Linked DNA regions of Homo sapiens: all the other regions are linked to region 1. Evidence: chromatin loops called from intact Hi-C (ENCODE). Cell type or tissue: mammary epithelial cell. All regions are shown on one strand. Links, peaks and the distances in the headings refer to the core of each region. The heading gives the core; the rest is flanking DNA.

Region 1 (9,748 bases), core at 3,638-6,137:
GGTGTTTGCCCCTTCAGTGAGGGCCCAGTCCTGCTCCTTGGGAATGAGTCTCCAAGGCTCGTGGCTCTCCTGTCTGGGCTCCTGGCTCTGCCTTTTCTATAAGAAGTGGACTGCGGTTGCAGCTGTGTAGCTTTCTAGGTCTGCATCCTGACCAGACATTTGGGGGACTCCAAAGCCCTCTTTTCATTTTGACAACCTCTGTCTTCTTCAGTTAAGTATATTAATTCCTTTAAAAACTACATGAATTTTTATGTATCAATTTATAATTCATTCCATTACACAAAAGCCATATTCACAAATCTTCTCAAGATAAATCCTTCTCTACCCTTAGACCTTCTGTGAGGCTACCACAGGGACAATGCCCTTGAAGGTCTTTAAAGCTAGACTGTTGTGTAGCTGAGAGGATCTATCAGACATGCCCTGAAATAAGCAGCGGGAATTTCGCTTAATGGAGAGTGTATGGGATACAGTACCCTGAACCTTTCTGATATCTTATTGAGGGCTCTTACTACCATGCCCTGAATTCTGTGAAGCTCTAGTTTACTGGAAGTGACCTTAATTTGATCTTAGCTCTGAGGTCATCCCTTCATTCACAAGCATTTTTCTCATTGGAAAAAATATTCTTGACTTGTCATTTCATCCACACTCTACTCAAAAACTAAATAGATGGTCTTCAGTTTATCTCTCTCCTTCCACATTTTATTACAAGCAGCAAGAAGAAGGCAGGTAGTGCTATGAATATTCTGCCTAGCAGTGTCCTCATTGAGATCATGGTTAGCTGTACTCCCATGTCCTGTGTCACTACAACACACAGTGTCGTCGAGTTTCTGTCTCTGTATAGCAAGAGTTTCTTACCTCCAGCCTCCAATAGCACTTTTCTTGCTTCCATTCAAGCCCTTCCAACCACCACATTGAGGACATTCAGTGAGGACATTCAGTGACTGGCTGCTGGGCTCAAAATCAATGTTGCAGGTTTTAGGTATGATTTTGCCAGCATTCCACTTCTAGGTACCACATTCTGTTCTAGTTCCCCATGAATATGTAACAATTCATTTCAATATTTAGTGACACAGACAAACAACTATTTATTATGGCTGCAGATTCTGTAGGCCAGCATGGCTGGAGGGACTAGGCTGAGTGCTTCTCAGTGGGAGTTGCTTTGGAGGCTGCAGTCAGATGCAGGCTGGGCTGCAGTCATTTAAAACTCTGGTGGGCTGGATATTCAAGGGGCTCATTCACAGCTGAGTTCGTGCTGTCTGCTGTCTGGGAGCTGAGGTTGTCTGTCCCACAGAGTGCGTGCACTGTGGGTGGCTCCATCTTGCTTGGGAGACTCAAAACACCATGGCCGAGTTCTAAAAAAGAGTAACCTCAGTGGAAGCATCTGGGAGCAGGTGAACCTGGAGACCAAGGCAAGAGCTGCAGCCTTTTCTCGCCTAGCCTTGGAAGGCGTGTCATCTTACCTCTCCCACATATTTTTGGTTATAGTGAGACCTTAGTACTAGCTTCAAATCAAAGGGAGAGTAGATCACAACTCTCGATATAATTTGTGGTCATCTTTAATTCATCATGCCTACTTATCTATACAGCTCAGCTCCGTGGTGCTTTTCTCAGGAAAGGTTTCTCTGACCTCCTCTAGCAGGTGAAATCTGCCATGATTTTCCCCGTGCTATAAATTACTCCACTGGGTAACTGAGGTGCACAGGTAGAATTTTACATTTATTTGTGTGACTGGGTGATAGTGTCAGTTTCCCCACCAAATTCTAATTTCTTGGAGGTTACACCCTTTACTTTCCCCGCAGCAGTTGTGATCTCAGCTCCTAGAACTGTTTTCAGTAAATATTAAACATTTGATAAACACTTGCTGAAGAATTAATGTATATGTTTGAAAGTTCTTGAAAAAAGTTCTAAGAGGTTGTTTGTGATGTTTCATCTTGCCCCCACCTTCTGTTCCACTATACTTGATCAATGTCCCTCTACCAGTTTCTCTCTTCTCAGTTCGCACATTCATTTCCATCACTGTCCATGTCATTGTCATCTTTATTCTTCTGGTGCCCAGTACGGTGCCTGAAACTTTCAATAAACAATGAATGAATAATGGGAAAAGGGACTGTATTATATTATATCTTTTCATTTATTTATTTTTTTGATGGAGTCTCGCTCTGTTGCCCAGGCTGGAGTGCAGTGGTGCGATCTTGGCTCACTGCAACCTCCGCCTCCCGAGTTCAAGTGATTTTCCTGCCTCTGCCTCCTGAGTAGCTGGGATTACAGGCATGTGCCACCACGCCTGGCTAATTTTTGTATTTTTAATAGAGACAGGGTTTCACCATGTTGGTCAGGCTGGTCTCGAACTCCTGACCTCATGATCCCTCGCCTCAGCCTCCCAAAGTGTTGGGATTACAGGCGTGAGCCACTGCGCCCAGCAGATACTATATCTTCTTACACCATTTAATCTGTAGAGCCTTCCCTAAAGAATAACGCTCTTTCTTTGCACAATTTTTGGGCTGTGGTAGAGAAAGGAGCTTCTCTATTTGCCTTTGGGTAAGCGAAAATCTTAATCTGTCCTTCCCTTGCGTTGCAGTGTTGCTATCCATAGTGCTATGAAACAACAAAACAAAACAAAACAAACCCCCTAAGCCAGGGCGCCTTGGATGGTTCACTTGGCATGGTCATCTTGCATTCCATCTGCCCAGAAACATGCTGTTTTTTAAAAAAATCTCTATTCCTAATATTAAAAACCCCAGGCTATAGGATGAAGTTTTCATCTGCTCTCCCCACACTGTTCTAGGAAACTGCCTTTTCGTGCAATAATAATATTAGCTACTACTAATGGGAGTTGCACTGTTAGGATGACTAGGGAATGCCTTATCCCCTTCATCTGTTAGCGGGGCGGGAGTTGCTATTAAAAATGCCATATTTATTTATTATTCCTGATATTTAAAACCTGATATAATCTTTAGGATCTACTTAAGTCGCTGAATTTGGATCCCATGTGGAGGTCCTGTTAATAAAAAACGAGTGTTTCCATTTCCTTACTCTCTATCTCATTCAGTCCAACACTGGCTACTCTTCTTATACCTTAATTTTATATACATAATATTATTTATAAATGTGTAAGATATATTAATAGAATATATATTCTTCTAACAGCCCTAGTTATAATATATATACATATACACATACGTATGTATATGTACATATACACCATATATATGTATACATGTGTGCATTTTATGTGTATTTTATATACACACACACAAACAGCAGAATTCCTCTTGCTTTTCTCCACTCCTCACATTTATGCAGTCTCCCTTGCTAGATTATTGTAAGTTATAATTGAAACATTTCATATTAAAGGAAAGGGCTAAATATATTTAACTTATGCATATAATGTTGTGTAAACAAAATGTGTACCAATAAGCAAGAAGGACTGGATAATATTTGCTGACCATGGTAAAATAGCTGACCCTTTGCAACGCAAATCCTCTTTATTTACTAACGGCAAGGTAAGGAAATGGTTCACGCTGAGGCTAAGCAGAAGAGAGGGGCGAATCAGGACAAAGCTGGTTTTCCCTGGCAGTGAAGGGTGCGCTTTGGCGTCAAGCTCTGCCTCCTTTTTTTGTATTTACACATTTAAAAGCATATGCCTTTCATTTCTATTATTAGGGTGTCAACAGCTATACGTAGAGCCTTTTTCATGTTTTTTTTTTTTTGTGGTGCTTACAATTCATGGTAAAGTATTTGTTTCCTGAAGAAATGAATGCCAAAACCCCCGAGTTACACAGATCACATATGACATAGCTGTGATATGGGAACAGTTAATACCCAGCTTATTTCAGTACATTCTCTCAAGAGCCCGGCTTTCTGTTTTGATTGGAATGCATGCACTAACGTGTGAACACAGCCTCATCTTTCCCAGTCACCTTTCCAGGTATTCACGAGGCCCAGATGAGACCAAATTCTGTGTGCCCACAAACATGTACCAAACAAGCCAAAATATCTGTGGAAAATATGACATCTGGTCAAATTGGTTATAAAAATATTGTTTGTAAATCTTCCTCCTCTCCCCTCCTCTCTCCCCTCTCCCATCTCTCGTCTCTTTTTGAGATGGAGTCTTGCTCTGTCTCTCAGGCTTGAGTGTAATGGTGCAATCTCTGCTCACTGCAACCTCCCCCTCCCGGGTTCAAGCGATTCTCCTGCCTCAGCCTCCAGAGTAGCTGTGATTACCGGTGCTCACCACGACGCCTGGCTAATTTTTGTATTTTAGTAGAGATGGGGTTTCACCGTGTTGGCCAGGCCGGTCTCGAACTCCTGACCTCAAGTGATCCGCCCGCCGCGGCCGCGGCCTCCCAAAGTGCTGGGATTACAGGCGTGAGCCACCGCGCCCGGTCAAAGATACTGTTTGTAAATCTAAACCCCATGTATTTCTTTATGTTTATTTCCAACTCATGTGGCTTACACATATGTCTGGTAGTGTACATGTAGTTTAAAAGAAGCACTCACTAAAAAGAAAGTAAAAATATGTGTAGAAAAATGAGACACGTTTATAACAGTAACTTTTTTCCTAGTGAAAATAATGCGCATTAGTCAAATTTTGAATTTGGAAAAAAATCCCAAAAACGAATCAATTTATTAGATTTTTCACAATATTAGATTAAAAATAAGTTAAAACACTGCACTGTTGAAAAGCGGCATTTGCCCAGGCGTTTCCTCTTTACAGACGAGTCAGTGTCTTTGCCGTTTGGAACCTTGTCTTCACTATGGGATGGCACTTGATCGAGGCGGCCCCGCAGCCTGTTCCGCGGTGCTGGCGTCTCCCTCTCCCTGGCGAGGCTGCCCCGAACCCCTCTGCACCCTCCCTCCAGGTACCGCCCCTGGGAGGTCCGGTGGGGACCACGGCCCGCGACGGCCGCCGCACAGCCACCTCCCGGCGCGTGCAGTGCGGGCCCGGAGCCAACAGGTGGCACAAACGCATTTGACTTGGGCATCGATCGCCGCGCCCGCCCGGGGCCGCACCTCCGCCGCCAGCGTCCCTCCAGCCCGGCCCCGATGCCGCGCAGGCGCAGTGCTCTTCTCTCCGCGGGCCGGGCCGGGTCAGGGTCAGGATCTGACCCGAGTCTGGGTCAAGCCATGGCGGGCGGCAGGCAGCGGACGGCGGCGCCCAGGCAGTGCGCCCTCTGCTGGCCACTCGTGTACACGCTGGCTCCAGCCAGTGCTGCACTCCTGGCAGACAGGGGCCGGGCAGGGGCCGGGCAGGGCTGGGCTGGGCTGGGCTGGGCTGGGCTGGGCTGGGCAGGGCAGGGCTGGGCTGGGCTGGGCAGGGGCTTGAGCAGGGTTGGGCAGGGGCTGGACAGGGGTTTGGGCTGGGCAGGGCAGGGCTGGGCAGGGGCTTGGCAAGGCTAGGCTGAGCTGGACAGGGGTTTGGCAGGGGTTGGGCAGGGCGGGGCCTGGGCAGAGCTGAGCAGGGCTGGGCAGGAGCCAAAGAGGGGCTGGACAGAGGTTTGGGCTGGGGGGATGGAGGGGGGCTGGTCCCCTGCTGGTCCCCAGGATGAATGAGAATCCAGAGTAGAAAGGCTGCATTATTATTACCATTATTATTTGAGGAGTATCAAGTGCTTCATTTAAACACCTTCCCCAGTCCCTTCCCACAGTGCAGGGAGCTTAGGAACACGCAGCTCGGGAGCTGGCACCTGCCTCCCCACCCCCTTCCTTCTGGAAGGCTCCTGTCTGAGCCAGCGCCAGCAGGAGGGGCCCGAGCTGGGAAGGGAGGCCTGTCACTCGGAGGTTCCAACTCACTGGAGAGGAGCCTCGCCTCAACTTGTTTTTAATGTGTCAAATCGCAAAGTCACTTCCCAGCAATAAGGTGTGAAGGGGTTACAGCCTCCCGAGGGCCCTCCAGGAGGCTGTGGCACAGGCCTTTGTTTTCTGCCTGGCAGAGTGATGGGCCTGCTTCCACCCGGCATGCCTCAGCCCACAATTTGTCACTTAGGAAGCCTCTCTTGTGAAGTTTACACCTGCCTTGATCGCTGTTAGTGGTGCCCTGCCTTAGGGGGCACCTTATAGCTTCCGAGGTCCCTCCCTGGCCCATCCCCACAAGCCTGGGTTTGTGAGACGGGCTTTCCCTGCAGCCCTTTCCAAAGCCCCGTATGTCTTGTACCCATTTCCCCAAGCCCACACCCAGAAAGGGGATATTGGGGGGCCCCACGGTGTTCTGACAAAACAGGACCTCAATTCGGACCTGGTTAACTTTCTGGCTGTTATAGTCAGAACAGATTTGTCTCTAGGAGAACTCGGCACCCTCCATTCTGCTCGTAGGCAGCAAGCCTTGCCGTAGCCCCATGGAGAGGCGCCGAGTAGAGCAGATGGCCTTTACCGGGGCCTGTTCTGTACTGCGTGCTAAGCTACACACAGTCCTTCGTACATCACAATATGGCTCTATTGTTGTTTACATTTTACAGATCAGGGAATTGAGGCTTAAGGTGACTAGCTTTCCTGTAGCTGAGCGAAGCCATCAGGCTAGGTATGCTTACCCTAGAGCCTCGGCGTGTGGGCAGATTCTACTTGCCCCTTGGAGAAGGGGGGCTCGATGGGCTCTGCCGTAACAGAGGGGAGGGGTCAGCCCTTGTGGCCTCAAGTTAGGATACATGGGGCTCAGGTCTCTTCAATCCTGTTCTTTTGCCAGAAATGAACCCCCATTATCTCCAATGGACTCCCAGAGCTGCTCCTGTTTTATCTCCGACACCCATCTCCTTCTTGCCCAAGTCTGAAGGAGGCTCAGCATCTGGGAAGGCACTCAGGACGGGGCAGGGGTCTCAAGGCAGGGGACGCAGACATAGTCATTTTAGTGTGAAAGAGCTATTCTGAGCATCGATTAAATAAACCACCAGAAACTAAAACAGGATTCTAGATCTCATCTGCACTAACATTGTAAGTGCTTTATATGTTTTCACCCAAAATGACTGAATTTGGAAAGAATGGATTAAATGGGATTGAAAGAGGGCAAAAGATAAAGGATTTCAAATTTCATCTTTGCATCTAAATTTCAGGCTATTTAAGGACAAGGTCCAAACCGTCATAGTAGCTAAGGGAATATCTGTTGAACAATGAATGCGCCTGATTTTGTCTGGCAGAGTGAATTTATGAGGTTGACATTTTAAGAAGTCAAAATTTTAGCTCATTTCAAACAGTGGAGCATAGCTAAAGCCTTGTTCCTTCTGGTAGCAGTCCCTCCAGATTGAAGTCTGACTTTGAGGTAGTATTGACCTTTTATAAGTCCCTGTGAAATGCAAGGTCTGATGCTTTGGGAAAGCACACAGTCAAATATTTTTTTCTCTTTAATTGATACCACTTAAAAATTCATGCAAGGGCTGGAACATTAATTGCCAATTATTTTCATAGAAATTTTTAAGAAAAACGTGAAAACCAAATAGAAGGGATATAAACAGTCAAAGCAAGAAAGGAAATTTGGAACACCCGGTACGGTTTAGGAACGTGTGGAGCCTCAGGGTGAGTCAAGATGCACAAATTAATAAAATAAAAAAATGAAAACACCAGTTTTCACGCACCAAATCGGCACGTCCACTTTTGTGGTGGCGCTTAGTGTTGGTGACGGTGCAGCGGCACAGCCCGTCCGTGGGTGGCTGGTGGAGGTGTCGGTCAGCTCTGCGTCCGTGGAAAGCAATTTGGCCACGCTTATCATGAACACTCTCTTCCGTTGCTTTGACCCAATAATTCCCCGTCTAGAAAAAGAAAAGTATCACAAGGAAACCAGAAAGTCACATTTATGTAACTGTCATCACAGTATAATTTACAATAAGGGAAAAGCTGGGAACAACCCACTTTTGTAAGAGCAGAGGTGCTAAACTAAATATAGTGACCCAGGCTATAAGTCGGCAGCGTTTCAGAGACGTAGACGGAGCCGAGCACTGCGGTGCTAAGTGAGAAAGGCAAGATGAAAAGCTACAAAAACGGAACACTTGTGAATTTACGAAAATCGTATATTAATATATATTATATACAAAATATTTTATGTGTATTCAACATATATTTAAATAGACATTATATGTGTCTATCCTGGAAGGAAAATCAGATGAGATGGTAGTAGCAATCCCTTGGTGAGGAGGTTTAATGGGTAATTTTAAAAGGTGTATTATTTTATATGTTCCAAATTTCTAAAGATATCTTCTTCTTTCATAATTTCAGAAAATAATAAAGGTCTTTCCCCAAGAAGCAATTTGCCCACCTACTGTACTTGTGTCCTGACAATATTATCACGAGACTGTTTTAAGGCTGCAGTTCATTAAGCATTCTAGACAACGCACGCCCTCGTCTTCACCCAGACAGGCAGCTCCCGGGATCACTCTGCACCCAGAGGGCTCCCGAGCCATGGTGGCCTTTCCCAGGACGCGCTCAGAGCCAGGATGTAAAGGTCCCTGCCAGCTGATTGTGCCAACTGTGCCTCTTTAAGTGCAGGAGCCCCTGAAAATCAGCCGAATCAATCACAGAGTTACAGCCTGAGGTTAACACTTTGGCACGGCCAGATTTCAAAAGGGGATCATGAAAATCATGGCTGGGGGACTGGCCGCAGCTGGGTTGCTTGTGCTGAAACGTTGGCCAAGAGGTCACCTTCAGAGGTAGGAAGACAGGCAAATGTTCTCAGCTGATTCAACGGAGCAGCCCAGTTTCAAAGTATGTCAGAGTTCATAGATCTGCTTGCTGGGTGTTCTGCTGCCTATGTGTGTAAATATAGGCAGTGCAGTGAGACTTCTAAGCCCTGAAACAGAAAATAGGCATCCACGGAAATACAATTCCACAGACAAAGGCTCTTGTGAGATCACTGTTGCAGTTTAAGTCCTTGTTGGATGCTCAGGATGGCGGGCATGGAGGGTTGTCTCTGCTCTAACCGCGCGAATGTCTCAACTCCCTCGACATTTCTTGAGCTTCTTCACCTGAAAGCTGGGGATCACACTGTCCCCTAGAGCTGGCGCCTGTCCCTAGAGCTGGCTGTGAGCACTGAATGAGGAAATGTGCACATGGGAGGAGCCCGGCGCCTGGCTTGGGTCCCGCTGATGCAGTATCCTTCCCTACCCGTCTATGCACCCCCACTTGGTAGCATAATATCTTACAGATAGAGCAGGAGCTTCATCCGTGTTTGTTGATGGTCCTGATGGGGAGGGACTTTCTCCATCTCACTCGCTCTTGAATTTGTCGAGTCCACCGGGTCTGGAAGGATCCCAGGCACAGGTGGGTTCTCCACTCTGTCTGTTGCCAGCTCCGTGGACAGGTGAGGGCATGGGTACAGTGTTCAGTCTTCTCCTGTCCACAATGGCTGGGTTTTCCTCTGTGATTATATACAAATTTGATTTTTTTTTTTTTTTTTTGAGATGGAAACTCGCTCTGTCGCCCAGGCTGGAGTGCAGCGGTGTGATCTCAGCTCTCTGCAACCTCCACCTTCCAGGTTCAAGGGATTCTTCTGCCTCAGCCTCACAAGTAGCTGGGATTACAGGTGTGCACCACCATGCCCGGCTAATTTTTGTATTTTTAATAGAGACGGGGTTTTACCATGTTGCCCAGGTTGGTCTTGAACTCCTGACCTCAAGTGATCTTCCCGCCTCAGCCTCCCAAAGTGCTGGGATTACAGGTGTGAGCCACCACACCCAGCCTAAAAATTTGAAATATGGGAAAGCTAGAATAGGAAAACCAAACATGGAGGTTGAAAAAGAAATTGAGACGAAGTTAGAGAAAGATTGAA
Region 2 (9,748 bases), core at 4,194-6,693, 62 kb before region 1:
GGCCATCAGAGAAATGCAAATCAAAACCACTATGAGATATCATCTCACACCATTTAGAATGGCAATCATTAAAAAGTCAGGAAACAACAGGTGCTGGAGAGGATGCGGAGAAATAGGAACACTTTTACACTGTTGGTGGGACTGTAAACTAGTTCAACCATTGTGGAAGTCAGTGTGGCGATTCCTCAGGGATCTAGAACTAGAAATACCATTTGACCCAGCCATCCCATTACTGGGTATATACCCAAATGAGTATAAATCATGCTGCTATAAAGACACATGCACACGTATGTTTATTGCGGCACTATTCACAATAGCAAAGACTTGGAACCAACCCAAATGTCCAACAATGATAGACTGGATTAAGAAAATGTGGCACATATACACCATGGAATACTATGCAGCCATAAAAAATGATGAGTTCATATCCTTTGTAGGGACATGGATGAAATTGGAAACCATCATTCTCAGTAAACTATCGCAAGAACAAAAAACCAAACACCGCATATTCTCACTCATAGGTGGGAATTGAACAATGAGATCACATGGACACAGGAAGGGGAATATCACACTCTGGGGACTGTGGTGGGGTCGGGGGAGGGGGGAGGGATAGCATTGGGAGATATACCTAATGCTAGATGACACATTAGTGGGTGCAGCGCACCAGCATGGCACATGTATACATATGTAACTAACCTGCACAATGTGCACATGTACCCTAAAACTTAGAGTATAATAAAAAAAAAAAAAAAAAAAAAAAAAAAAAAAATAAAGAAAATTGTGGGTTTTTTCCCCTATAAAAGCAAAACAATCCGGCAACTGCACCATGGATGAAGCATTTAGGCAAATGATGTGATTTGGATACCAAAGGGAATCTGAGGCCCGGCGCAGTGGCTTATGCCTGTAATCCCAGCACTTTGGAAGGTCAAGGCAGGCAGATCACTTGAGGTCAGCAGTTTGAGACCAGCCTGGCCAACATGGTGAAACCTTGTCTACTAAAAATACAAAAATTAGTCTGGTATGGTGGCATGCATCTGTAATCCCAGCTACTCAAGAGGCTGAGGCAGGAGAATCGCTTGAACCCAGGAGGTGGAGGTTGCAGTAAACCGAGATCGCACCACTGCACTCCAGCCTGGGTGACAGAGCAAAACTCCATCTCAAAAAATAAAACAAAACACAAAGGGAATCTGAAACCCCAATCTAATAAGGTTACATTATCTATAAGCTGAAACACTCAATGGAACAACATTTTGGAAGAGTTTTCTATTTTCGTGGTTCATGAAATCATTGTATCTACCATGAAATATTATACATCACAATATGACTAAAACTGAAGGGGGTTCAGATGACCACGAGGCAACTCAGGACCCTCTAGACAGCAATGGCATGGTGGGGGGACTTGCCAGGCTTCTCTGCCAGCCTTGCTGTCTGGGTCTACCTGCTCGGGGGCTCCGGGGGCCATGCTGACCACAGGGCGGCCTGGAAGCGGTGCTGATGCTAGCGGAGGAAGAAGAGGGTGTGCGATGGAGCTGGAGCTTGCGGGGAGCTGGAGCTTGCGGGGAGCTGGAGCTTGCGGGGAGCTGGAGCTTGTGGAGAGCTGGAGCTTGCGGGGAGCTGGAGCTTGCGGGGAGCTGGAGCTTGCGGGGAGCTGGAGCTTGCGGGGAGCTGGAGCTTGTGGAGAACTGGAGCTTGCGGGGAGCTGGAGCTTGTGGGGAGCTGGAGCTTGGGGGAGCTGGAACTTGCAGGGAGCTGGAGCTTGTGGAGAATGGGAGCTTGCGGGGAGCTGGAGCTTGAGGAGAACTGGAGCTTGCGGGGAGCTGGAGCTTGTGGGGAACTGGAGCTTGCGGGGAGCTGGAGCTTGCGGGGAGCTGGAGCTTGCAGGGAGCTGGAGCTTGCGGGGAACTGGAGCTTGTGGGGAGCTGGAGCTTGTGGTGCCGACCCAGGACCAGTTATGGACTGGGGGAACCCAGAGGACAAAAGAAGGACTCCTCATTCAAAAGTCGTTAAGAGTTTGAAGACGGCAATGACAGAGTATTAAACTAGGTGGGAGCCCCTTCTGTGCCTGGGGCCTCGTGTGACTGCAAAGCCCACGGGTCCTTGAAGGCAACCCTGGTCTTATGGCACAGACTGTGGGGACAGCTCCTAGGTTCTCCCCTTGGCCAAGCATGACATTGCCTTCAAGGGGCCAGGGAGAAGGGCAGTGATGATTGTTGACAGCTCAGGAAGGAGGGGCAGTGGCTAAACTATGTGGATCATATGTGCCCACCAAGGGGTCAGCCTTGAAAATTCTCTCTAGGCTTTATGACCATTGAGGGAGGAAATTGTTCTTGTTGTCAGAGAGGGTAAAATATATCCTGGGGGACAAAGATTTTTGTGTTTTTACTTTTTGTTCTCTGCTTCATTCCTTCCTTCTCCCTTCCTTCTTCTCTTCTTCCTTTCTCTTGCCCTCCCTCCCTCCTTCCTCCTTCCTTCCTGTCCTTCCTTTTCTGTCTTTCCTTCCATCCTCGTGCCTTTATTTTATTATTATTATTATTTTTAGCACAGTTAGCCAGCTGTGTGTAGGGGCATTAAAGGTCAGCCCCGTTAGTCCCATTGAAAGAACAAAATACCAAGGATACATTTATACCCTCTATCTGTTGCTGGACAGCTGATTGAATATTTTTCCCCCTCAAAACCATATTTCTTCAGGTGTGTTGATGGTTCTGTTTTTGTATTAAATAGAGCCAACCTCTTCCTACTTCTGTGTTCTTGCTCTAAGCTGGCTAGGGACGAGGTTACCAGCGACCCAATTCAATCAGCAGCTGCTGGCTTTAAGCGGGTCCAGGAGTTCACTGTGTGAATGCAGCCATTAGCTGGCTTTAGACTTGGAGAGATAATCGATATTTTTCTGGGCCGTCTTGGTCTCGCCTCTTTGGCGGAAGAAAGCAGCACCCACACAGTGTGTAACATCTGATCCCGGTCCAGCTCCCGCGGGCTGGGCTCTGCCCGTTGTGAGTGGCCGACAGCTCCGCCAGCGCCTGTTTCCATCTGCCGAGCCATCCTTTCTTCTGAATGTGAACTGTTTTCTTGGTTTCTTTCTGGCATCAGAAAGCAACAATGAGTGATTATCTGATGCAGCATCCCTGGGGCCCCAGGTGCTGGTGACTCATTCAAGTCTCCCTGCAAACCAATTCATTAAACCTGCTTCATCTGGGACGTGCTGAGAGTGGAGGTATATTTCAAAAGCGGTTTGGCAGCAACGCTGCAATTAAACAAGGAGGGAAGGAGAGCAGAGGCGGAGGAGGAAGGCGCGATTTAGTTGTGACTTGAACACCGTCTACACCAGCCAAAGAAGGCTGGTCCACACTGGCTTTCAGCTGAGGGGAGGGGCAGTGCCCAGATCATGTAATTTTTGAAATTATGTTTGTAATTAACTTCACGATATCTCCAGGGAATTCTGGAAAGACAGCAAGAAAAAACACTGCAGTATCTGTCCTATCAGATACTACAAAGCACCTAATGAGGTATCCTTAGGACATTAGAAAAAACACTCACTCAAAAAAGGTAGAATTCTTCCTTTGTATTCTTGGGGTGTTGGTTAGGGTGGCCGGGTTCTTCGTTAAGTTCATCGTTAAGCAAGCAGGGTCTTGCTGCCTGTGAGATGATTCACGGAGTTTTAGTTTTTACTCTTCAGGCACGGTCTGGCTTTCCTCCTAATAGTCTTTTACCAAGCAACCTCTTCAGGAACTTTTAAGTTCATGCAGATTTTTAGGAAAGTTAAATCTAAAATATTTTGTGATAACAATTTGAAGGTCAGAAAACATGGCTATCTCCCTACTTATCAGTTGTTTTAGTGAGCCTTGCCCCTTTGAATTATGTTCTAATATTTTAATACAATCTCCATAAAAACAATAAATTTACAAGAGAAGCAGAGTCCCAAGTCAAGCGCCCTCGACCACATTCAGAACTTTCCTGTCTCAGAGCTTGGCTATTTGCATCGCTGGATATAATCACGGGGCAAATTGTGCAAGAATGAGCAATGGAAGACGTCTGGCGATTGAGCGATTTCTCAGCCCCTGGATGTAGTGAGCAGAGTTGGAATAGATGGATGAGACCTGACATATCCAAGTAAAAGCAGCCAATGAAGCAGCTTAATGGGCTCCCCGGGGCGTCCTGGGAGTACACGCCACCTTCACCCATTAACGATTAGCTCCGCTCCAGACGTCTCAGCTGCCATGCAGCCCCACGCAAAGAAGCTCAGGAGACCAGCACCTGCCTTCTGACAGCTTACAGTCCAGTGGGCTTCAGTGAAAGGGGTGGGATCCAATCATCCCCATGAACTTGGGACCTGAAACTTCTTTGCTGGAAGCTTCTTTCTCAAAGAGCGCCAGGAAACCACGGTTTCAGGTACACACAGTCAGCATGCGCTGTAGCAATGTGCTTTGCAGCTGGAACTCCTATCAAGCATCCTAGGCAAGGCATGCACCCCAGCGCCAGAGAGAATCAGGAAGGGGAAGGTGCCCTGAACCTCAGACAAGAACCCCTTCCAGAAACCACCACCAAAGCCATCACTGTGTTTCCACCCTCAGACCTGTGTCTCTTTAGCTTCTTGGTAGAGGAAGAAGAGGAGCTGGGTGGGCAGGGCTCAGCAGCTTCTAAGTTTTTGCCATGTTTATGGACAAGTGGGCCAGTTCAGATTTGGATTAGATCACCTAAGAGAAGGCGTGGAAATTTGAAAGAGTTTTACAACAGGAAACTGGCAGAGAATGTCGTTGCTCTCTAATGCCGTGTTTCTCCTTTTCCTGGGCACACAGCCAAATTACAGCCCAAGGTCTCCTTGCACCTGTGAGTTCTGCCCAAGCCTGTGTTGGTGGGCGAGATGGAAGCTACCTCCAGCTTAAATAATCTGTTCTTTTTACTGTTCTAGTCCATGGTAGATTTGGATGCCATGCGTTAAAGATGGCAGTGCCACAGACCCAGGGGCCCCAAATGACTGCGTGGAGCCGAGACCCTCACCTCTTCCAACACAATGCTCTGGGAATGGGGAGAGAAGTAAAGTTTTGCATGTTAAATCATGAACGTTTTGTGTCTGTTTGTTCTAGCAGTTCACCTACTCTCACCAGTACAAAGGATATGCAAGCATGGGGAAAAGTTGTCTTATTTAAAGTGCACTTAATACTTTATTAGCAAAGACTAAATAAATACATTGAGCAAGTCTATCAGGTTATCAATCAGACAGTAAAACAGTGGAGGATCAAGATTGAAGGTTAAGTCGTCATAGAAAGAACATGCTTGCTGTGATAACATCTCCTTTTCTAGGTTCTTGAATGCAAGTTAATTTTCCCAAGGTCTCATTTTCACTCTGTGCCTCAAGACTTCACTCCTGGCCCATAGGTGGCTGTTGATTTTTTTTTCTTTGACAGCAGGGGGTGCTCTGGGAATATGCTCTTCAAACTAACTTCTGCCTCTAGTTATGGTTCTTTAAGAACCCAAAAGAAAGAAAAAGAATAATAACAATTTGTCAGTTCATAAATAAATGTCTTCTAACTTTGGAAACGCAGATTAGCACAGGCCCAGGGCCTGAAAGAAATTAAAGTGGTACTAAAATAAATTAGACAGTCGAAATGCAACCAGTAAAGAATAAAAGAAACGTGTGTCGTTCACGGAACCCACCATGTACTTCAAGCTGAGAGATCAACCACTATCCCCAAGATAAGCTTGAGAAGCACTGGCGGTCATTGAGTAGGGTGGTGACTTGTCTTTCTCCTCCGCTCCTGGCTGGGTGATAGAGTGAGGAGGAGATTGGGTGAATCGTGTCAGGATCCAGCACTACCCAATTCTTACCACTGCAATGGCCACGTTTCAAACAAGGGCTTGGTGGAGGGAGATTATGAGTGGTGGAGGTAAAATTGGTGTTGAAGACACATCTAAGAGCTGGATCGATTCCCTTGGATTTGTTTTCTGATTTCTGGTTTTCATTTGCAAAGTAGAGATGATCCCTCCTGGCCCCCATCTCAACAGGCTGCTCTGGGTCCTGTGAGAACACGTCTCATGCTTGGTATTTAAATCCCTAGCTTTTCTCAAGTGGCTGGGAATGGAATTTTATCCTAGAGATGTCCTGACCATTGGTTTGCCAACGCCCTACTAATTCACGTGTTCTCAGTTCCCTCAATGGCCTTCACATTTATTTTTTGGTGATTCCTCCAATTCTCTTTCCCTGATCTCCAAAAAACTAAATAGTACAAAAAGGGGGCTCCTTGTGCTCTGCCACTGATTGATCATACCGGTTGCCACCTGTTTATTGGTCCATGCACCCCACTGGTTGACAGTAGCATCTTGAGCTTTATTATACTGACCGTAGCAGTACTTGCTGAGTGAGTGAGTGAATGGCTGGCTACCCACTCCTCCCCTGGAATCTGTGAGTGCCATAAGCTGCATTGTTGCTGTTTCTCTCACTCATTTCAGATTGCATCTCAGTGCGCTTCAAGCTCGCCCCCAAGAACACTGGGCACCTTGGGGTGGGGGCCTATTCATTTCCCTTTGGATCCTCAGTGCCTGAGATACTACTTGGAGATTGACTAACATTTGTTGGGTGAATGAGTAAATGAATAAAGCAATGAGTTATCTGTTCAGCATTTAAGGATTGGGATTGATAAGACTGGAGTCTAGACTGCTTTCTAAAACAATCTTTCTAAGATACTCAGTGAATGTTTCTTGGCTCCTGAGATGACCTATGTCTTCTTAGGGCCTCATTTGCTAGAAAGGTTCTTAAATTGGCGCACCATTGTGGAGCATCAGAGTTAGTCCTGTTGTGGACTCATCTTTTGGAGGGACATTTGGGGAAGTCAAGTGATACATGTTTTAACACCTAAATTATCTAAATCTAGCACAGGATTTTTTTCTCACAGTTAATGACATATTGACAATTAAAAAAAATTCTGCTTTTTAAGAGTTTAGACAACTGTTTACCAGAGACCTAAGACCACGGCATCATTTTCTCCGTCATTACTTCAATGTAATAAAAGCAGTATATGAAAAATCCACAGCTAACATCACACTCAGTGTTGGAAGCCTGAAAACATAACTCCTAAGGTCAGGAGAAAGATGAGTGTTTATTCTCACCACTTCTATTCAACATTGTACTAGAGTTCTTGCCAGGGCAATTAGGCAAGAAAAAGAAATAAAAGGCATCCAGATTGGAAAGGAGGAAACGAAACTTTCTCTACTCACAGATCGCATAATCTTGCATGTAGAAACCCCTAAAGAAATCTGTGAAAACCTATTAGAACTAATAAATGAGTTCAGAAAGGTTGCATGATCAACATACCTAAATCAGTTTTATTTCTATACTATTAGCAATGAACAATCCAGAAAGGAAATTATAAAAACAATTCTGTTTACAGTAACATCAAAAATAAAGTGCTCAGTAATAAATTCAGCGTAGGAGATGCAAGGCTTATACACTCAAAACTATAAAATATTGTTGAAAGAAAGTAAAACAGACTTCAATAAGTGGAAGGACATCCTATATTCATGGATTGGAGACTTAATGTTGTAAAGATGACAATATTCCCCAAAGTGACCAATTGATCACTATTAAAATTTCAATGGGCTTTTTTTTTTCCAGAAATGGAAAAACTAACTCCAAAATGTGTATGGAATTGCAAGGAACCATGAATAACTAAAACAATGTATAAAAAGAGAACAAAATTGGAGGGCTAACACTTCCCAATTTCAAAGCTTACTACACAGCTACAGTAATTAAAACAGTATGGTACTGACACAAGATAGACATACAGAGCAAGGAAATAGAATTGAGATTCTAGAAATAAACTCATACATGTATGACCAATTGATTTTTGACAATGGTGCTAAGACCATTCATTGGGGGAAAACAGACTTTTTAATAAATAGTGCTGGGGCAAAGCCTGATGTAGGCTCATAATAATAATAATAATGATAATAAAGTACTGAACAACTGGATATCCATATGCAAAACAACAATTGTGTATCCCTATCTCACACCAAATAAGAAGTCAACTTAAAATAGAACAAAGACTTAAATATAAGTGCTAAAAATATGAAACTGTTATAGGAAAACATAGGTGTATTTTTGTGACCTTGGATCAGACTATGGTTTCTTAAATGTAACACTGAAAGCATAGTCAAAACCACAAAACAATGGATAATTTGGACTTCACCAAAATAAAAAGCTTTTGTGAATCAAAGGACACTACTAAGAAGGTGAAAACATAACCTATCAAATGAGAGAAAATATTTGTAAATAATATGTATTAGTCCGTTCTCACACTGCTAATAATGACATACCTGAGACTGGGTAATTTATAAAGGAAAGAGGTTCAATGGACTCATAGTTCCACATGACTCGGGAGGCCTCACAGTCATGGTGGAAGATGAAGGAAGAGCAAAGAGGTCTTACACAGCAACCAGGAAGAGACAGCATGTGCAGGGGAACTCCCATTCATAAAACCATCATATCTCTTGAGACTTATTCACTGCCATGAGAACAGTATGGGGGAAACCGCCCCCATGATTAAATTACCCCCACCCAGGGTGGGGACACAGCCAAACCATATTATATATAAAATAAGGGTTTAGTATCCAGAATATACACAAAACAAAACTCAACAACAAAAAGACCAAAAACCCAATTTAAAAGTGGGCAAAGAACTTTCATAGGTAGTTCTCCAAAGGAGGTATACAAATGGCTAACAAGCACTCAATGTCATTAGTCGTTAGGGAAATGCAAATCAAAACCACGATGAGATACCACTTCAAACTCAACGGAATGGATATACTAATAGTAAGGAAATAGGTATTTGTATTGGAGCCCTCATATGGTGTTTTAGCTGGGACTATAAGTTGTGGGAGCCCTTTGGAGCACGGTCGAGCTGCTCCTCCAAAAGTTAAACATGGAATCATCATTTGATCTAATGACCCGACTCCTAGGTGTCTGCTCAGAGGAACTGAGAACTTATGTTCAAACAAAAACTTGTACAAGAATGTTCACCACAGCACAACTTATAGTAGCCCAAAGTAGGAAGAACCCAAATATCCATCAGCGGGTAAATAAATGGATGCACAAACTTATCTATGCATGCAATGGAATATTGTTCAGCCACAAAGAAAAAGGAAGCACTGACAATGCCACCGCACCATGAATGTTGAAAACATGATGCATGATTCTATTCATAGAAATGTCCAGAAAAGGCAAATCCATAGAATCAGAAAGCAGATTAGTGGGTGCCAAAGCTTGGAGGTAGGGGAAGTGAGGAGCAACTGCTTAATGGATTCGGGATGACTTTTGGAGGTGATGTAAATGTTCTGGAATTTGTGGTGTTTGTTGCATGACATTGTGAATGTATAAAAGCCACTAAATTGAGTACTTTGAAAAGAATAAAATAATTTCACTTCAATAAAAAAGGAAGGAAAAAGGCTGTGATGGTTAATATTGAGTGTCAACTTGATTGGATTGAAAGATGCCAAGTATTGTTCCTGGGTGTGTCTGTGAGGATGTTGACGAAGAAGATTAACGTTTGAGTCAGTGGACTGGGAGAGGCAGACCCACCCTTAACCTGGGTGGGCACCATCTAATCAGCTGCTGCTGAAGCTAGAATAAAGTAGGCAGGAGAAGATGGAAAAAGTAGACTTCAGTCTTCTGGCTTTCATCTTTCTCTAGTGCTGGATGCTTCCTGCCCTTGGACAATCAGACTCCAAGTTCTTTAGCTTTTGGACTCTTGGACTTAGA
Region 3 (9,748 bases), core at 4,408-6,907, 1.6 Mb after region 1:
TGTGCGGCGGGCGCGGGGCCCTGGGAGGCAGCCCCCTCCTGGGTCGCTGCCCGCGGGATAAAGCAATTTCCAAGCACCCGCGATATCTCCCCGCTCCCCGCAGGAGAAGCGGGGAGTAAACGCCCCTCAAGTGTGCACAAGCAAAGAGCGGGTTTCCCTGTAACTTTTCTTGTAGTTTTGAAAGAAAGCGGCCCGGCTGCCTTTCAGGTCTCTTACTATCGAAAAAGATCAGCCCCCATTTTGTTCAGGCGGCGGGGAGGCCGGGACGCGATGAGAGATTTACAAGGTGTCCTTTCAAAAAGAATTCCCAGTGGAGACGAGGCTGAAACGTCTTCTTTACAATTACAACCAAAATAATTAGAAAAGCGCAAAGTACATTTTGGAACGATTGGGCAAAAACGAAATCTAGCCGCAGAAATGTTTTCTCTGCGGCCTCAGTCACCAAACTAATTAGTCCAAGAAATCTTCTGGTCTTTACAACTTTCTCAGAGTCCGGAACTCCCTTTGCTAACATTGCAACTAGACCATTTTTTCAGAGGATGAATATTTTTTACAGAAATTGCGAATGCAGTTGTGTGCCATTTGGGAACCCTGCCTGTGTTTGCGGGGGAGGGAGAGAGCTTCAGTGTGAGGACCTGCACCCTTTGTGGAGAGCTGGGGAAGGGAGATGTTTGCTGTTCTGAGTTGTTTTTCCCACCTAGAGGGATAATATGTAAAAATTATTCCCACCCAAAAGGTGTGTGTTTCTCCAGCTCTCCCACTGGTTCTGAGAGAGTAAACTCAAACCCAAACCCTGATTCTAGGCCTAGGTTTCCAAGCCATTATAATTGGGTGTTTGGAAGTCAAAAGATAAAATTGTATTTGAATGTCTGTCTGCGCAATTTATGGTAATAATGAGGCCTAATGAGGTTGTTAGAAAGATAAAATGTTATTTACCAAAAAACCTGATGGGATAATTTGACTTGCTGTGTTTTACTACTGATTATAAAAAGAATATCGATTGCAAATAAATCAGCGCCTCTAAATGCCTGCAAACAGCTAGTGTTTGCTCCCTCCAGATCAAAGTCAAACTTAAGAGATGAAGTAACTGAGAAGAGGCCTAGGATACTGAACCGGTTCCCCTCCTGGCCGCCGGTGGCTCCCAGCCCTTGCGTTAATATTTTACAGGCTAAGCCTTCCTTTTGTATTAAAAAAAAAAATGGTGTTTTTGTTATTGTTGTCGATGATGGCCGGGATTAAAATTTTAAATTACCTGTCACCTCTAAAGACCTTTTAATGTGGGTAAACCATTATATGCAGATTAATTTGGAAGGCAAAGGACTGTGCTTTCGTTTTAAATTGCTGGCGGATTTAGACCGGTAGAAAACCCGGGATGGTTTATTTTGATTGAGCCCCCTCTGGGTGGCAGAGAGGAGGCTTGGGCTCTGGGCCCTTTACGTTTGGAGAAATGGCTTTATCAGCTCAGTTGAAAGGTTTTTCCCTCTAGCTAGTGAAAGATAAACTTGGAAATGCAGGTTTCTCCAGCGGTTGGTGGTGGGGACAGGGGTCGCCTAGGGAACTTGCAGGGGCCGCGGCCTCTGTTGTGCTCTTCTGGAGAGTGCACTGTTTGTGGAACTTTTCTAGAGTGGCAAAAACGATCTCCACTGTCGGTGAAAGGGCAGTTCCTGAAGTCAGCTCATGGTCCTGGCTCCCCTTCTCCCCAGCAGTGAACTGGGGGTGACTTCCTGATCTGCCCAGCACAGGAGAGCCCCGCAAAGCGCCTGGGAGGCCCTCGAGTCCATTGAAGCGGCTGCTTCCCACTCTCCCGTCTTGGGGACTCATGTCTCTCTCTCTCTCTCCCTTTCTCTCTCCACTTCCCTCCTCTCTCTCCTCGATGGATCTGCCCTGTGGCTTCAGGGCTCGCAGTATGAACTGAAGGACAACCCTGGGGTGCACCCCGCCACCTTCGCAGCCCACACGGCGCCGGCTTATTACCCCTACGGCCAGTTCCAATACGGGGACCCCGGGCGGCCCAAGAACGCCACCCGCGAGAGCACCAGCACGCTCAAGGCCTGGCTCAACGAGCACCGCAAGAATCCCTACCCCACCAAGGGCGAGAAGATCATGCTGGCCATCATCACCAAGATGACCCTCACGCAGGTCTCCACCTGGTTCGCCAACGCGCGCCGGCGCCTCAAGAAGGAGAACAAGGTGACATGGGGAGCGCGCAGCAAGGACCAGGAAGATGGAGCGCTCTTCGGCAGCGACACCGAGGGCGACCCGGAGAAGGCCGAGGACGACGAGGAGATCGACCTGGAAAGCATCGACATTGACAAGATCGACGAGCACGATGGCGACCAGAGCAACGAGGATGACGAGGACAAGGCCGAGGCTCCGCACGCGCCCGCAGCCCCTTCTGCTCTTGCCCGGGACCAAGGCTCGCCGCTGGCAGCAGCCGACGTTCTCAAGCCCCAGGACTCGCCCTTGGGCCTGGCAAAGGAGGCCCCAGAGCCGGGCAGCACGCGCCTGCTGAGCCCCGGCGCTGCAGCGGGCGGCCTGCAGGGTGCGCCGCACGGCAAGCCCAAGATCTGGTCGCTGGCGGAGACAGCCACGAGCCCCGACGGTGCGCCCAAGGCTTCGCCACCACCACCCGCGGGCCACCCCGGCGCGCACGGGCCCTCCGCCGGGGCGCCGCTGCAACACCCCGCCTTCCTGCCTAGCCACGGACTGTACACCTGCCACATCGGCAAGTTCTCCAACTGGACCAACAGCGCATTCCTCGCACAGGGCTCCCTGCTCAACATGCGCTCCTTCCTGGGCGTTGGCGCTCCCCACGCCGCGCCCCATGGCCCTCACCTTCCTGCACCTCCACCACCGCAGCCGCCGGTCGCTATTGCCCCGGGGGCACTCAATGGAGACAAGGCCTCGGTCCGCAGCAGCCCCACGCTCCCAGGTACAGCTCCAGGCCGCGTCCACCTGTCCCCTAGCTGGGAATGCAGAGGCCTGGCTAGGTGTGGTAGCGTGGGGTGCAGCATGAGCCGGGAGGGTACCAGGCAGTGGCCGCTGAGCCCTGGGGCTGCGCTTAATCCCTGCTTCAATTTAGAAAGCCAGACAAGGCCCTAGGGCTCTCCCAAGAGAGCTTTGCCCTACCGGCGGGCCTGCTACGGGGTGGTGGTGGGGTGAGGGGTGACGTTTTTCGGCGAATCTGCCTGGGCAGCCGGCAGAAGTTGGTGGGAAGGAGGCCTGGGACCTCTCCCGCCCGTCTCTCCGTCCTAACTCTGCCTCTTCCGATCTCTCGCAGAGAGAGACCTCGTCCCCAGGCCAGATTCGCCGGCACAGCAGTTAAAGTCGCCCTTCCAGCCGGTACGCGACAAGTGAGTGCTGTTTGCTTTTGCTATGGGAGAAGGCGGTGGGGAGGGGGGAGGAGGAGTGGTCGGGACCCGGGCGGAGCTGGCTGGGTGGCGGTGGGGGTCGCGCAGTCCTAGTTGAAGGAGCGCTCCCCGCCAGCCCTGGGCGCCGGGCGAGCCGAGGAGACTGGAGTTTCTCCCCAGCCGGGAGCCGCGCTGGCTGTCGACCCCGCCCCCAGGGCTCCGCTACTGGAACCGGCGTCGCCCGGCGCTGCGTCCCCCACTCACAGTGCCCCTGTCTTCTTGTCTCGCTGTGTTTCCCATGCAGCTCTCTGGCCCCGCAGGAGGGAACGCCGCGGATCCTAGCAGCCCTCCCGTCCGCCTGATTAAGGGTCTTCTTTTACTTTTGCGGGGGGGAGGGGGGAGGAGTTGGGGAGGGAGGGAATGTGGGAGGAATTAAGACAAATATTTCAGACTGGTGTAAAGGACAAATATGACAACGACGTCAAGGACTCGCATCCGTCGCTTTCTGCAGAAAGGGGCTTCTTCGGTCCCGAGCTCGCGTCCAGGTGGCCAGGCCTCTGCCGGCGGCTCCAGTGGCTGCGATTATCGGGTTCGGTAAATGCCCCCACGTGCTTGTGTCTCTTTCCCCCCTTTTCTGTATATAGAGTGGTTTCAGATTGTAAATAGCGCGTCAGCGAACTTGTCTAAATCATATATTTTTGTCTAATAAACTAAATGAAATGACACCCCCTCCCCGCTCCTGCTGCTGTGTGCCTGTCCAGCGTGTGTGTGAGTGTGTGTTTGTGTGTGAATGTGTGTGTGTGAGTGTCTGTGTGGCAGAAACAGAGACAGAGAGAGAGAAGTGGGGGATACAGGGATCCTGGAACCCTGGGTGGGACCCAAGGGTCTGTGGCTGGGGGAGATGGGCTTCTCAATGGGGGCCTTTAGAGACTGTTGCCACCCAAGACGCAGGTGCTTTAAACATCTCTTCGTTGTTTGTGGTTGTTGTTGAATTTTTAAATATTGTCACTGTGGCAGTTTCTTGCTGGCAGTTCAATTGCTTTCACGAACATTTTTCTGAGACATAATTTTCTCAGGACATAAATAAGTTCAATTTGAGGCAGTTTTACAAAACGATTTTATAACGTCGGTAAAAACAGAGGAAAAAGAATTTTTATTGCGACCCCAGAGGAGAACTTCGGATTAGAAACCAGTTTACAACTAGTTGTCTCAACGGCGCATCGTGGCGCCTGGTCGTTTTCTGAGTTGAGTGTGAAAATAATGGAGTATCGCTTTGCATGTATTTTTAGTGATTCGGTTAAATCAAACACGGGAAGAAATTGGAAGGCTCTTTAAAACTCCACAGATGGGCCAGCCGGGATGCGGTGCGGGGCTTCTCTGCGGTGTGAGGTGTGAACGAGGGGCTGAGGCTGTGGTGGGAAGCGAGAAAGAGGAGGTGGCTTTGGTCTCCCAGGGAAGCCCCTTTACACTTGGGCTCCACGGACTGCGTCCTTTGCCCTCAGGCGCGCGCACCGCGGGAGTCCAGAGCAAATTGCCCTTAGATGGCCGCGGCCGGGCAGCGGGGAGGCAGCTGGGAGCAGCGATGTTGGGAAACACTCGCAGCGGGGCTGGCCTCGGGCGCGCGCGAGTGGGGAAAGGCCTAGGAGCCTGGACATCGCTGCGGATCCGGGACATCAGCATCAGTGGGTTCGGAGCGGGACGCGCGCCACGCGCCGCAGCAGGCACCTTCAGGAGGCTTTGCGGACCCGGCGCGGGGCCTTCAGGGCGCAGGCGACTCAGCGTTGAATGCGTGAAAACTGAGCCAGCAAACATTTCCAAAACTGCCAGCGAGGATGTGGGCTGCCGGGAAAAACGGTCTAGTGGGGACAGGGCCGAGTCCCGAAGTCAGAGCCGAGTCCCGAGGTCAGAGCGGCCGTCCTCCGCTCGCACCCCCAGCCTGTGACCCGCCCTTCCCGGCTTGCTCGAGACCCACTGGCGCCAGTGCTGCGCGTGGGGACTCCGTGCATGGCCGAAGCGAGGGGGAAAGTCGGGGCGCTGGTGTCTTTTCAGAGGTTCCAGGAAAGAGGGAGGCTCGCGTTAGGACTAGGAGGTGCCAGTCCACGGCTCCTACCCGCTCCCGACGCCCGCATCCTTCTACAGCCCTCCACCCCGTTCCTGGTCCCTGTAGAGGGGAAGGTCCTCTCCCTGCCCCGAGGCGGGAGGAAAAGCGGCGAAGAGGAGGCTCGAAGGGCGCCGCGTAGGGCAAGTGGGCCGAGGACACCGGGGGCGCGTCGGGGAGCGGGGAGTGGGCGGGGTGGGATGAGGCAGGGAGGAGCCGGGCCGGAGCGGAGTGGAGTGGACCGCGGGCGGACGGACTCGGGCCGGGCCCCGGGGAGCAGCTCCGCAGTCGGAATGGACGTGCTCCAGGCGCCCTCTATGGTCCGAAAGCGGAATGCGGCCTTGAGCAGCGCCCATCTCGCTCCTGGGGTGTGGGGGCAACTCTGGGGGCGCTGGGCCTTGGGGCTCCGTGGGCACGAGCCTGCATTTGTAGTGATGGGAACCAATTTGTGTTCCAAGGCTGCACCCACTGGTTCTTTTTGTGTGTTTTGGGGGAGTGCCGGGCCTGCAGGTTAGGCTACTGGCATTTGGAGGGAGTGGGCACTGGGCTCTACGTGGGGTGCTCTTACTGTCCAGTGCCTTCCTTGCTAAATCAGAGAGGTGTTTCTCATCTGCCCTCGGCCCTAGTCCTTCATGGATCATCAGAGCCCTGGGCTCATCATTCCAGAGGTTCTGCAATGGGGCCCTAGAGCCTACTTTGACTGCTGGGCCCAAATGGATCTTGTGTCCTTAGCCAAATCGTGTCTCTAGAGAGACTTGACCAGCTACGCCCTTCGCCTCTGGTGAGGAATTGTGTTCCCAGCCACAGAGACATGCTGCTCCAGCAACCAGTGTGCTGGGAGATGCCTTCTGGGTGACGCTGGAAACAGCAGGTTGGATTCAGGTGGGCCAGGTAGAGTTCTCTGCCCCTGGGCAAGCTCAGCTCTTTATTTCCCTGAATCAAATTGGATGGTCTGTGCTGGCGCCTGCTGCTTTGCACACCCCTATTTCCACCCTTTCCTGATTTTTTTGTCAATGCAAGACATTTGGGAACCCCCCCCACCCCCACAAGAACTGCTGCTGAGGTGGCTCGGCCAGCACGTGCTCATCCTTGGGAGTCCTGGCTACTGAGCTGCGTGGCCTAGAGTCATGAAAGGTCTGTGCACCTTCCTGAGAGCTAGGTTTTCCATACAAGGAAATCAGATCGCCAGCCTCAGAATTATTTTTCTCCAGTGAAAAGCTAAAATGAATTTGTGATGGAGCACTGAAGGCATTTTTGTCCTTTGGGCACTATTTGTTTACATCTTTCTGGCCACGGGAGCCATCTAGGTGTGCAGGCTCCCATGGGAACACCCCACGTGCCTGGTGCTTCAGCTCCTGAAAAATCTGGAGTGGACATAGAAAATCCACAAATATCCTTTGCTTCTAAAAACAAAGCCCTGTTAGTTCTGGAGGAGCTTTCTGCCTGAGGAAAGGGGCTTCCCTACCTCAGCAGTGCCCAGGATGGTTTCAGAGGTGGCAGCTGCTCTGTGGCCAGCAGGGAGGAGACAGTCCCTGAACAGACTAAGGGGAGATTGTCCACAGGACCAATTTCCAGACATTTCTTGTCATCAGAAATGGGTTTCCTATAGAAAAGTTCCCTTTTCTGGTTATACTGGGCTTTTTCTGGAGGGGTGTGTGTGTGTGGGGGGGGGAACAAGACACAAATCTGGTCCCGGGCTCCCGCGTTCTGTGTTACAGCCCTGGCAGCCCCAGCCCAAAGGTTGAGCTGGAGTCTCTGAAATCTCCCTGCTCCCACCATCCTGCCCACCGCCCTCTGATCAATTTCATTCACCAGCACATTTATCTCGCCTGCAATATGGGGAATTCATATTCATATCTTGGTTTTAGTGGTCTGACACTGATTAATGTAATACGCGCCTCGGCTCCAAGGGGTGCGCCACCGATGAATCATGCCCTATAAAGTTTCAGTCGTCCTTGTAGATGGGACTCTGCCAGAGAGCAAGGAAGCTGGAGTGAGGGAGGGAGGCAGAAAGGAGAGAGGACACGGTGGGTCACAGCACCCAGGGGTACCTGGGACAGGCACTGGCCTTTGGCTTTTCAACATGGAGGATTCAGGCAGGCCCTGTCCTCTCTGCTTTTGAATCTCTTGCCTGAGAGGGGAATCCTAATTCCACCCTCCCCTGCCCAACCCAACCATGATGCCAGTGGGTCGCTGGTGCCTCCTCTCACAGAGGCAAGGTCTAGGGTGGGGTTGGGGATTCCAAGTGGAGATGGGGTTTGTGGACTTCGACTTGGGAAGAGTGGACCACTGAATGCACTTCTCAAAATGACAGGGCCCTGTTTGTTGGTGGGGACTGCAAGTTGGAGGTCAAAAAAAAAGGGAAGGTAGCAGAGCCTGGGGAGGGTCGCCTGCAAGGCTGGGGGAGCATTGGCCCCACGGAGGAGCGGAGCTTCGTGGTGCCCTTGTGGAAAGAACTTGCAAGGCCAGAGGAACCTCCAGTGGTCAGTGGCCACTGCCTCTGCAACGCGGGCCACACCACAGGACCCAGCACTGCCATAGGAGTCAGCCAGGCTCTGAGCCCTCCAGAAAGGAAAGGGAGGCTTTGGGGAGCCACACACTGAGCGTGCTCCCAATGCCTGGTGACTTCTCTGTCCCCACAGAGGGCCCTGCCATCTCACTGGCCCCGAAGTCAGCATGTGGCACCAGGTGGGGAGGGAATGTGGGGTGGCCCTGGGGCCGTAAGTCCAAGTTGGGGGCCGGGAGACAGGGCAAACAGTGGAGGGGGCGCATTCTGGGGGAATTAAGAAGCCCACCCACCTTTAGGTGTCCCTTGAGCCAGCGAGCGTGGGGAATGCGTAGATGTGTGGAAGGAGAGCTCCCCACTCAGGGCACCCAGCCGCCTCTCCCACCCGGAGACTTTTTCTGTGACTTGGCCGCCGACCCTGGCGCATGGACAACCCCAGAGCAATAGGAGCGGCTCCAGGGAGAGGCCATGCTTTCCAGGTCTTCTCCGGCACTCCCCACAAAGCCAGCGACTCCAATTATGACTCCTGAGCTGAGAGGCCTGCCAAGGTCATCCCACGGGGGCTGCTGGCCGCCTTTTGTACCCGGTGACTGGCGGCTGGACGCGGATCCCCTTCCCTCGCCCCAGAATGACGTCTGAAAATGGACCTCTTAGGGCGAGCGCGGACGGGGCCAGATGCCAAGGCGGTCCCGGCCCGGTGACTTCAGCACTGCGAGCCCTGGGCCTGGGGGCCCCGAGTATTTTGAGGGGCCCAGGAAAATGGTTTAATTTTTTTCGTATAAAAATACCCGGTAATTTTTGGGTCGAAGAAAATGTGTTAATGTCTATCAATATATTCATCTTCATACCAATGGAGTGGTAAAACAAAATTTTTAATAAGTTTCTCACGAAGAAGGAGTCTGCCTTAGGCCCACGGAAGTCACCACGTGGCCTGGGACTGAGGAGGCTTCAGGAGCGACCTAAAATGTTAGGATTGCTCTAAATGAGGAGGCAGAGAAAGGGCGGCCTTGAACCCGGGAGGGAGCAAGGGATGGAGCTGCGCCCTGGGTGGCAAGACATGGCAAGCCAGGCAGCTGGGACCTAGAGAAGGCTCGGCCGCGCCGCAGGATCCCAGGCTGTGGGCCTGAATGGTGACCACGCGGAGTCGGAGTCAGCTCGCGTCCGCGCCGTCCCAGCTCCCCGCCTGAACCCGGCGCCCCTCCGCGAGGAAAGGCCGGCCCTGGCCCTTTCTGGGCAGTGAGGGGGGTCAGGCCGACCCGGGGAAGAGGCCGAGCAGTCAGCGCCCCTCCTTCCCCTCGGGCGGGGCATAAGTGGCCGCCCTCTCCGCGGCTGCTGTTGGGCTTCTGAAGACGCAGCGGGTGTCTCTGATCCCCTAATCCATTTATCCAGAGTCCCGAGCGCAATGGCTGGTGCGGGGACACAACGGCAGGAGGTGGCGGGGGTGGAGGGAGACCGGGCACTCAGCTAGCGCCACCCTCCTCCCGCCCCACCCGAGACGCTGAGCCACGACCCACCCTCCACGGGTCCCACGCCCTCAGGCAGAACGCAATGGTGGGAATGACGCCAAGGTCGGTGAAATCTTCCAAATTGAAGGGCTTTTATTTTAAATTCCGATTCCCCTTTGAAACAGCCCTTTCGATGAGGGAAGAAGCCAGCTCGGTTTCTGCGTGCGTGTTTATGATCTACCTGTGAGCGCGGCGCTCTGGAAGGTCACCCAGGCTGCGGACGCCCTGATAGCGGGGTGACAGCCTGCAGGATTCCCCAGCTGGTCACTTTCATTCTTGGTGTGTGTGT

What was found. Hi-C counts contacts between places; a loop is a spot of excess contacts. Peaks named below come from ENCODE experiments on the same cell type or tissue, not always from the same donor. Only the 100,000 strongest peaks of a DNase experiment are listed, where the experiment ranks them.
Region 2: a loop joins it to region 1, with 4 times the contacts of the local background. A loop is called at or near these places in 4 of 110 quality-filtered maps.
Region 3: it touches region 1 in a loop (5-fold over the local background); 2 of 110 quality-filtered maps call a loop at or near these places.

Annotation. Positions count from the first base shown.
Region 1 is chr5:2,033,640-2,043,387 of GRCh38, forward strand. The region is part of intron 2 of LOC105374618 (a long non-coding RNA gene); the gene reads left to right. Among named protein-coding and RNA genes, the nearest start is that of CTD-2194D22.4, 150 kb to the left of the region's middle. RefSeq lists a silencer at 4,826-5,295. In mammary epithelial cell, for the core only: CTCF peaks have their summits at 5,163 (motif pointing left) and 5,731; no DNase peak of the experiment used is centred there; H3K4me3 peaks cover 715 bases.
Region 2 is chr5:1,970,704-1,980,451 of GRCh38, forward strand. The region is part of intron 2 of LOC105374618 (a long non-coding RNA gene); the gene reads left to right. Among named protein-coding and RNA genes, the nearest start is that of CTD-2194D22.4, 88 kb to the left of the region's middle. RefSeq lists an enhancer at 2,976-3,475. In mammary epithelial cell, for the core only: a CTCF peak has its summit at 5,397 (motif pointing right); a DNase peak (open chromatin) is centred at 4,768; H3K27ac peaks cover 1,260 bases.
Region 3 is chr5:3,597,329-3,607,076 of GRCh38, forward strand. It overlaps IRX1 (iroquois homeobox 1), which reads left to right. Exons shown (of 4, transcript NM_024337.4): 2 at 1,897-2,932; 3 at 3,281-3,353; 4 at 3,655-4,075. The coding sequence ends at 3,712. It overlaps LOC107986399 (a long non-coding RNA gene), which reads left to right and starts at 8,232. Exons shown (of 2, transcript XR_001742554.2): 1 at 8,232-9,748. RefSeq lists enhancers at 1,367-2,029, 2,030-2,691, 3,355-4,015. In mammary epithelial cell, for the core only: a CTCF peak has its summit at 5,771; DNase peaks (open chromatin) are centred at 4,933 and 5,613; H3K4me3 peaks cover 1,501 bases; H3K27ac peaks cover 2,385 bases.